Linked DNA regions of Homo sapiens: region 2 is linked to region 1. Evidence: read pairs that join two places in POLR2A ChIA-PET (ENCODE). Cell type or tissue: HepG2. All regions are shown on one strand.

The links. Peaks named below come from ENCODE experiments on the same cell type or tissue, not always from the same donor. Only the 100,000 strongest peaks of a DNase experiment are listed, where the experiment ranks them.
Region 2: POLR2A ChIA-PET joins it to region 1 with 5 read pairs; 7 of 35 experiments call an interaction of 5 or more read pairs at or near these places.

The regions. Positions count from the first base shown.
Region 1 is chr20:2,462,721-2,466,720 of GRCh38, reverse strand. It overlaps SNRPB (small nuclear ribonucleoprotein polypeptides B and B1), which reads left to right. Exons shown (of 7, transcript NM_003091.4): 3 at 902-1,013; 4 at 2,822-2,974; 5 at 3,494-3,632; 6 at 3,960-4,000. It overlaps SNORD119 (small nucleolar RNA, C/D box 119), which reads left to right and starts at 3,674; the gene lies at 3,674-3,769. In HepG2, no CTCF peak of the experiment used is centred here; no DNase peak of the experiment used is centred here.
Region 2 is chr20:2,303,652-2,307,651 of GRCh38, reverse strand. The region is part of intron 1 of TGM3 (transglutaminase 3); the gene reads right to left. Among named protein-coding and RNA genes, the nearest start is that of TGM3, 9.7 kb to the right of the region's middle. In HepG2, no CTCF peak of the experiment used is centred here; a DNase peak (open chromatin) is centred at 1,541.

The sequences.
Region 1 (4,000 bases):
AAAATACAAAGAAGTCTATGAATAGAAACTAAAATACCCCGAAGGGTTTTTTTCTAATTATGAAAGGACAATACATGGTTATTATTTTAAAAAATAAGAAAATGTGAGCCAAAAAAGGGAAAAACTGTCCATCCACAGACAACCAGTTAATATACTGTAAAATATCAAAACAAAATCTTTTGAGTTCTTTTTTTAAATCAGGCTATTTTTTCCCCTTTATTTTTAGGATCTAGCTTTAGCTTTTTTCCCCACTTTCCTATCCTGTTGCAGTTATTTTTCCTACTTCACATTTATATTTTGTTCATCTTTTTCTGGTTGTTGCTTTTTGGGGGTTTCTGTTTTTATGCTTTTGAGGAACAGATATGAAATTTCAATTTCTGTGTATGTGAAATTTCTCTTAACCTTTTCCTTCTATGGCTTCTCCTATTTCTGATGTAAGATGAGGGGCAGAATTATAGGCCTGTGAGGTTGAATTGATATTAGAAGGACACTGCACGTAAGTGAGGTGGGTGGGAGTCATTTGATTGGAATTGTTTAGGCAGCCTCCTGATGTTGGCAAGACCTTAAGCTGAAGGGAGGGAATAGGGTCCTAAGAAAGAAGACTTGGCTGAGGGAAGGGCCTTCACGGTTGCTGTGGAATAGCATTTGGGCCCGGGCTGGGCTTTGTTGACCTTGTCCTATCTCTTGGTCAGTGTGTCCTCTTGGCATGGTAGGAAACAGGTAGATAGCCACCTAAGAGGTTATGTGTTCAGCCTGTAGAGACTATCCAGGAGGGCTATCTTGGGAAAGTTTGTGTACTGTTTGTTAGGAGATGCAGTATAAGCAAATCTTGGAGGCCACTAGGCAGGTGAACTTTACCCACCTCTAACACTTTTTTTGTTCCTTCTAAACCTCTCTTTAGGCCAAAGAACTCCAAACAAGCAGAAAGGGAAGAGAAGCGAGTCCTCGGTCTGGTGCTGCTGCGAGGGGAGAATCTGGTCTCAATGACAGTAGAGGGACCTCCTCCCAAAGATGTAAGTCAGAGCAGGAAGCCTTGTGGAGGAGGGGAGGCCCTACTGTGAGCCAGGCTCTGTGTTAGATTCTGTTTCATTGCAGTTCTCACAGGCATCCTCTGGATTTTGCCCCCTTTTTCAGATAATAAATGAAATCTTAAAGAGGTTACCCTGCAAGAGGCCGGGCGCGGTGGCTCACATCTGTAATCCCAGCTCTCAGGGAGGCAAGAGGCGGGAGGATAGCTTGAGCCCAGGAGTTCGAGACCTGCCTGGGCAATATAGCGAGACCCCATTCTCCAGAAAAAGGAAGAAAAAAAAAAAGACAAAAAAAAAAAAAAGAGGTTACCCTGCAAGAAAGAAGTGGAAAAGGGGAACTAGAATTTGGGTATCTCAGACTTTAAAGCTCTACCTGTTTCTCAGTTGATGTACATAGTGAGTCAGTGGAGGAAGCACCTGAAGCCATCTGGGTCAGTTCTTAATGTGACGACAAAGCCTAGGTAGACCTTAAAAAGTTGTAACTCCGAAACAATAGGAAATGTGTGTATTTTGTTTTGTACAGTTACAGTTCATAGTTACTGAGAATCTACCTTGCGCCAACCACTTCAGTATTTTATTTGATCCTTTAGGTCTCTTTAGAGATAAATTCTCATCTTATAAATAGAATAAACCAGGGCTTAGTAACTTGCCCAAGGTGCCACAGCCACTAAGTGGTGAAACTGACATTTGATCTCAGACAGTCTTGATTCTGTAAACACCAAGCTACACATAGAAATAGAGCAGGCTTTAGAGACCTAGTCAAATTTGTTTTCCCTTTCCCTTTTTCATTTGAAGGGTTTTTTTTTTTTTTTTTTTTAGATTTTTAGATGGAGTCTCGCTCTGTCGCCAGGCTGGAGTGCAGTGGCACGATCTTGGCTTATTGCAACCTCTGCCTCCCGGGTTCAAGTGATTCTCCTGCCTCAGCCTCCCGAGTAGCGGGGATTACAGATGTGAGCCACCACGCCCTGCCAAGACGTTATTTTAATCAAAAGAGAATAATCCTTTTAACTTTTTAAAAATCCACATATATTATCTGGATTTTTTTGTACTTAACACATAGTGGGCATATATTATGTTGTTCTGTGTTTTCACTTAATGTTAACATTTTTCTAGTTGCTCAACACTTTTAAAGTCAAGTTAATGACTGAGATTTTCTCAAATGAGTACAGAGTAGTTTATCCTAATCATTTTCTTTTTTGGAGATTTTTACGTTTTTGCCTTTTCCAGTTAAAAATGTCTGCAAGGGATGTTAGCATATCTTGGTTCAAAGTCCATGTACATATTCAAATCTCTTAGTACCTACTTCCAGTAGAATTGGCTGGTCTAACATAACCCATCATAAACCTTTGTGATCACAACCAGTTGTACCATAACCATGTCATTTGCAGATAAGGCAACTCAGCCCGGGATTGTGGGATTATTTGTCCATTGTCACCTAGCGGATTAGAATCAGCTGGGAATGGATCTCATGTCCCTTTAATGCCTTGCCTGCTGAACCCTGAGTGGAACCCTGGCCCTTTGCTCTTGGTTTAACTTTCACAGGAGTGCATATAGGTGGTTGAGTTGTGGCATGTTTCTCTAGACTTACTCTTAAGTTCTACCCTGCTTCAGGGATAACTCATAGTCTTGGATGGAGGAAGAATGGTGTTGGCACACATGGAGAGGTAGTATTTATAAGCTATTTCGATAGTATTTATAAGCTATTTCGAGGGGCTCTCTTGGCAATGATATTCCAAAGTATACTTCTGATCTTCAGATCACTGGGCATCAGAGCATATTTGTTTATTTTTCAGACTGGTATTGCTCGAGTTCCACTTGCTGGAGCTGCCGGGGGCCCAGGGATCGGCAGGGCTGCTGGCAGAGGAATCCCAGCTGGGGTTCCCATGCCCCAGGCTCCTGCAGGACTTGCTGGGCCAGTCCGTGGGGTTGGCGGGCCATCCCAACAGGTGAGGAGTTGGGGAAAGGGTACCACCTCCTGGTGGCTAAAATAAAGGATAAAGGGGAGGGTCCATAGTTTTAAAAGGGTCCAGAGTGACCAACCTGTGATTGTCAGACTATCAGTGTTTCACTGTGGTTTATACATGGCCCTAGAAGCAAGTGAAAAGGATAAGTTGCCATTGTAAATTATGTTGATGCTATTAAAGAGATGTACGAATTAGCCAACTGTATTTAAGGAAAATATTTCCATGACAGCATTTGAAATCATGAGTCATATTTGAAAATGCAGTTGCCTTCTCTCACTTGGATTGGACATGCTTACATTCAGGTCTAGAAGATGGGAGTTGGGCATTCAAGCTTGATCTTTCCCGACATGTGGTTTTGGATGGGAAGTCTGGTGCTGAGAGTTGTAGCATTAAGGGATTTGGTGTCTGTTATTTCCCACTGTCCTTCCCCAAGTTGGGGAGGAGAGTGGGAAGCTGCATTGTACTGTACTCTTCTAACTCTTTCTTCTTATGTCCTCTTAGGTGATGACCCCACAAGGAAGAGGTACTGTTGCAGCCGCTGCAGCTGCTGCCACAGCCAGTATTGCCGGGGCTCCAACCCAGTACCCACCTGGCCGTGGGGGTCCTCCCCCACCTATGGGCCGAGGAGCACCCCCTCCAGGTGAGGAGCCCATAAGGAGACCAGTGCTAATTGATAGAAGATGCCTTAGCTGGATTAATGATGAGATATAACCTTGACTGAAGCTGATGATGAGTTTGTATAATTAAGCAGGATTACTCTGAGATCCAGCGTGGCTGACTGATGAGACTAGGTGGACAAGAGCCATTGGGAGCCCTGGGTGTTAGGCTCAAATGTCAGTTTTCTGGGAGCTGCTGAGAGGGTGGAATGGTCCATCTATCTCAGAACTTGGTGGAAAGCTTTGTAGTTTTTTTGCTACCTTTTCAAGATAGACACTTGAGCTATATTCTTGGGGCTTTTCTCTTGCAGGCATGATGGGCCCACCTCCTGGTATGAGACCTCCTATGGGT
Region 2 (4,000 bases), 160 kb after region 1:
AGTGGATAAGACAAGCATAAGTGATCATGAATGGTGGAATGGGATAAATCCAGGAAAGGTGTATGAGAGATGCAGGCAGGCAAAAAAAGTCACTTTCAGTTGTAGGGATCAGGAAAAGCTACACTGAAAATGCTGGGCCTTGAAAGGAGAGAGAATTTTGCCGGGTGCCCATAGAGCTGCCTGCATTCTAGACAGTGGGAAGGAGAGGCCCAAAGGCACAAGAGAAGGAGTGATGTTACTTGTCTGGAGCAGGGGCGCTGCGTGGAGAAGAGAGAAAGGTGAGACAGGAGAGAGTGGGGGTTGGGGCAGGACTGCGGAGGGGCTTCCACTCAAGAGCACTGGAGATGGGGCAGAGGGTCACCATAGGTACCCTCTCCAGTAAAATGCAGGCTCCCTGGGATGGTGAGCCAACCTGCCACTGGAGAGAGGGGACTCAAGAGGTGAGCTTACTCCCAGCTGAGGGTGCTAAAATTCATTCATTCAAACATCCACTCACTCATTCATTTAACAAATATTCATTGAAAGAATAAATTAATAGGTTTTTGCACAAATTCAGGGAAACTGAGACATTTGTGCAATCAACAAGGGTCTGTTGAATGAAGGGAAGAAATAAGGGAGGACAGAAAGGACAGAGGGAGCAGGGGGAAAATGAGCATTCTGTACCTGAATAACCAACAGAGACAGCCCAGAACTCAGACACTGGCAAACACTGAGCCCTAGATGGCTGTGTACAGCTGATAGATGCCAGATCTCTCTAGGGAAATGGCCCCCAACTTTCTCCCCTCTCCTCCTGCCAACCTTGCTCACTACTTTCTGTGCATCCCAGCCAGTTGAGATTTGGTAAAACTTTACTCACTTTAGAAAAAAGAAGGGCTGGCGGGGTACAGTGGCTCACACCTGTAATCCCAGCATTTTGGGAGGCCAAGGTGGGTGGATCATTTGAGGTCAGGAGTTTGAGACCAGCCTGGACAATATGGCAAAACCCCGTCTCTACTAAAAATTTAAAAATTAGCCTGGCATGGTGGCGCACGCCTGTAATCCCAGCTACTCAGGAGGTTGAGGCAAGAGAATCACTTGAACCTGAGAAGCAGAGCTTGTAGTGAGTTGAGATCATGCCACTGCACTCCAGCCTGGGTAACAGAGCGAGATTCCATCTCAAAATGAAAAAAAAAAAAAAAAGAAAGGAAAAGAAAAAGAAAAAAGAAGACCTCTCAAATAAGAACCTCTGGAAATATATATTTTTAGGAAACAGGAACTCTATGGAACATGTGGTTTCAGAGCACTTGAGCCTTCTTAGAGATTTTTCACCCCACCTCCAAATCCCAAAGGATGCATGTCCTTTTCCAGATAAAGCTCATTCTAGACCATGAGTTCTTTGAAAGTAGAAAGTCTGCTCCAGATGGCTGTTTGTCCAGCACAGTGGTAAGGAAAGAGGGGCGGGGTACTCAGCATCTCTTGCTGGCACCTGCCTCTCCCAACAGGCCCACACCCTTCTTTGCTCCAGCAAAGTTCATGCATTGTTTGCTGTGGCTGTGTCAATAGTAGAGGCTCCTCCCATTCATCCCAGAGACCAATGTCTTGTCCCTAGAGAGGATGAAAAAGAAAAAACTGAGCTCCAGGGTGCCTCCCAACAGGGAAACCTGCAGGAAGAATATGAGGGGTATTTTGCACGCCACACTAGGTCAGACCTGGGGTGACTGTGGTGGTGGTGATCATACTATTAGTTGAAGTTTACTGGGCATTTGTGTGCCAGCCATCTTTCAAAGTGTTTACGTGCATTAGCTCATTAACTCCATAAGGCAGGCACTTGTAGACGTCCTGTTTTACAGACAAGGAAGCCAAGGTGTAGAGAAACCAGGTGCCTTGGTCGTTGTCACCCCACTCCACAGTGGAGGACTGCAGGCTCCAGAGCTCGCATTTGCACTCATCATCTCTGCCTTTTCTGACACCAAGCGTGAGCCCCGGCAGCACCAACGAGCCTTGCTCCCTGTTAGGGTGGCTGTGGGATGTGCGAGACTGCTCCGAGCTGGAGGAGGAGGAAAAGTGGGGCTCACTTTTGTCATCAGCCTTCTTTATGCCAACTGCTATGCGCAGTCCACAGAACATGTTATGTATGTGGTCAGTGAAATCTTACAATGAGGAACAAAGGCTCAGAGAGACCAGGTAGTTTAACTGAGGTCACATACCTGGAAATTGGCAGAGCCAGGATCCTGAACCCAGGTGTGGCATAATGAGAAACACGTATTTGATCTCTGCTTTTTCTTGGCACAAAGTTCCTGAAAGCCTTGGAACCTCCAAAATGATGAGTGACTTCTTGTATGCTAATGAGATGACTGGTACTGGCAGCTCCTGGATAGCCTCAGGATGGGAGCTGGTTGCCAGGGGAACCAACCAGTGACTAGAGACTTGGGACTTTCAGCCTTATGCCCACTACCCACGTCCACAGAGGGGAGAGGGACTGGAGGTTGATTTCATCACCAATGACTGATGACTTAATGAATCATGCCTATAAATGAAGTCTTCATAAAAACCCAAACCCCAAAGGATGGGGCCTGAGGAGCTTCCAGGCTGAACTCATGGAAGTGCTGGGAGGGGGGCATGGGGGCTCTGTGCCCCTCCCCACACCTTGTCTCAGGCATCTTTTCCATCTGGCTGCTTCTGAGTTGTATCCTTTTACCATAAGCTGGTCGTCTGTTTTCCTGAGTCCTGTGAGCTGTTCTAGCAAATCTTCAAACCTGAGAATGGGCTGGTGGGAACTCCCGATTTAAATCTGGTCAGTCAGAAGCACAGGTGACAACTTCTGAAGCACTGGCATCTGAAGTGGGGGCAGTGTTGTGGGACTGAGGGGTGTGTGCACTCCCTGTAGGCTGTGTGCTAACTCCAAACAGTGTGAGAATTGAGTTGAAGGGTAGGACACCCGGTGGGTGTCCACTGCAAATCGCTTGGTATGAGAACAAACCCCACACATTTGGCGGTTAAGAAGTATTAAGAGTAGTCTGGAAGAAAAAATGGTGTTTCCTTTTCACCAGGACTTACTGACTCTACCCTGTCACTGTGGTCCCGAAACCTCCTTCTGGAAGAGGGTCTCATGCAGGATTTTGAGTCCAGAAGGTGCCCTAAGTGGTGAGGGGCCCTCATGCTGCATCGTCCACCTGCTAGCATTTGGATTCCGACAGAGGGGAGAGAGCGAGCTCCTGGAAGGAAAACATCTCTTCCAAAAGAGCCGTCTTCAGGGGAGCTGGACAAAGGGGACAGCCTGCCCCGCATCCCTGAGTAGGGGCTGCCAGCTGAGAGCGTGCTCATCAAGCTTCCAGTGTGGTTCTGAACCCTTCACTGGCTGCCTCCCTCAGTCATCGTCCTGTCCCTTAACCCTAGGATTGCTCTGCCAGCCCCCAATTCAAGGATCCAATGATCCTGTCTCCCCAATCCCAAAGCCCTTGACATGTCACTCATCACAGCCCACCCTGTCAGAATGTGTAGGAAAGGAGAGGAGGGGAAGGTACTCAGCTGTCTAAGGTTCTCAGGTTTACAGCTTTTTGTATATTTACGAGCCTCAGGGCTGTCTTCTGCACCTTATGTCTTCTGCACAGTCTGGGTGAAGGGAGGAGAAGAAGAGACAGGAGTCGCATGATTCTTATAACTGACTCATCAACGTACACACTTAAAAGACATCAGCGGGAAAAACCTTAGAGAACAATCACATACTCCTAACCTTTATTCCAGATGTGAGCACATGGAGGCCAGAGAGGTGGTTTGCCCACAGTGTGACATCTCCAAACTCTGATTCCGTGCCACCTCCCTGAGTTAATGCTTAACTCCAGTGTCAGGCCTGGGGCAATTTCCCAGATTTTTTTTCCTGAGAACATCAGTGCCAGCAGCAATTCTAATGTGGTGGACTGCCAGATAAATATCTATCCCAACGTTCACTCGTTCCTTCTTTCCTGGTAATGAAATCCCCCATATGTGCAGGCACTACTTTCCCAGGCTCCACTCTGGCTCG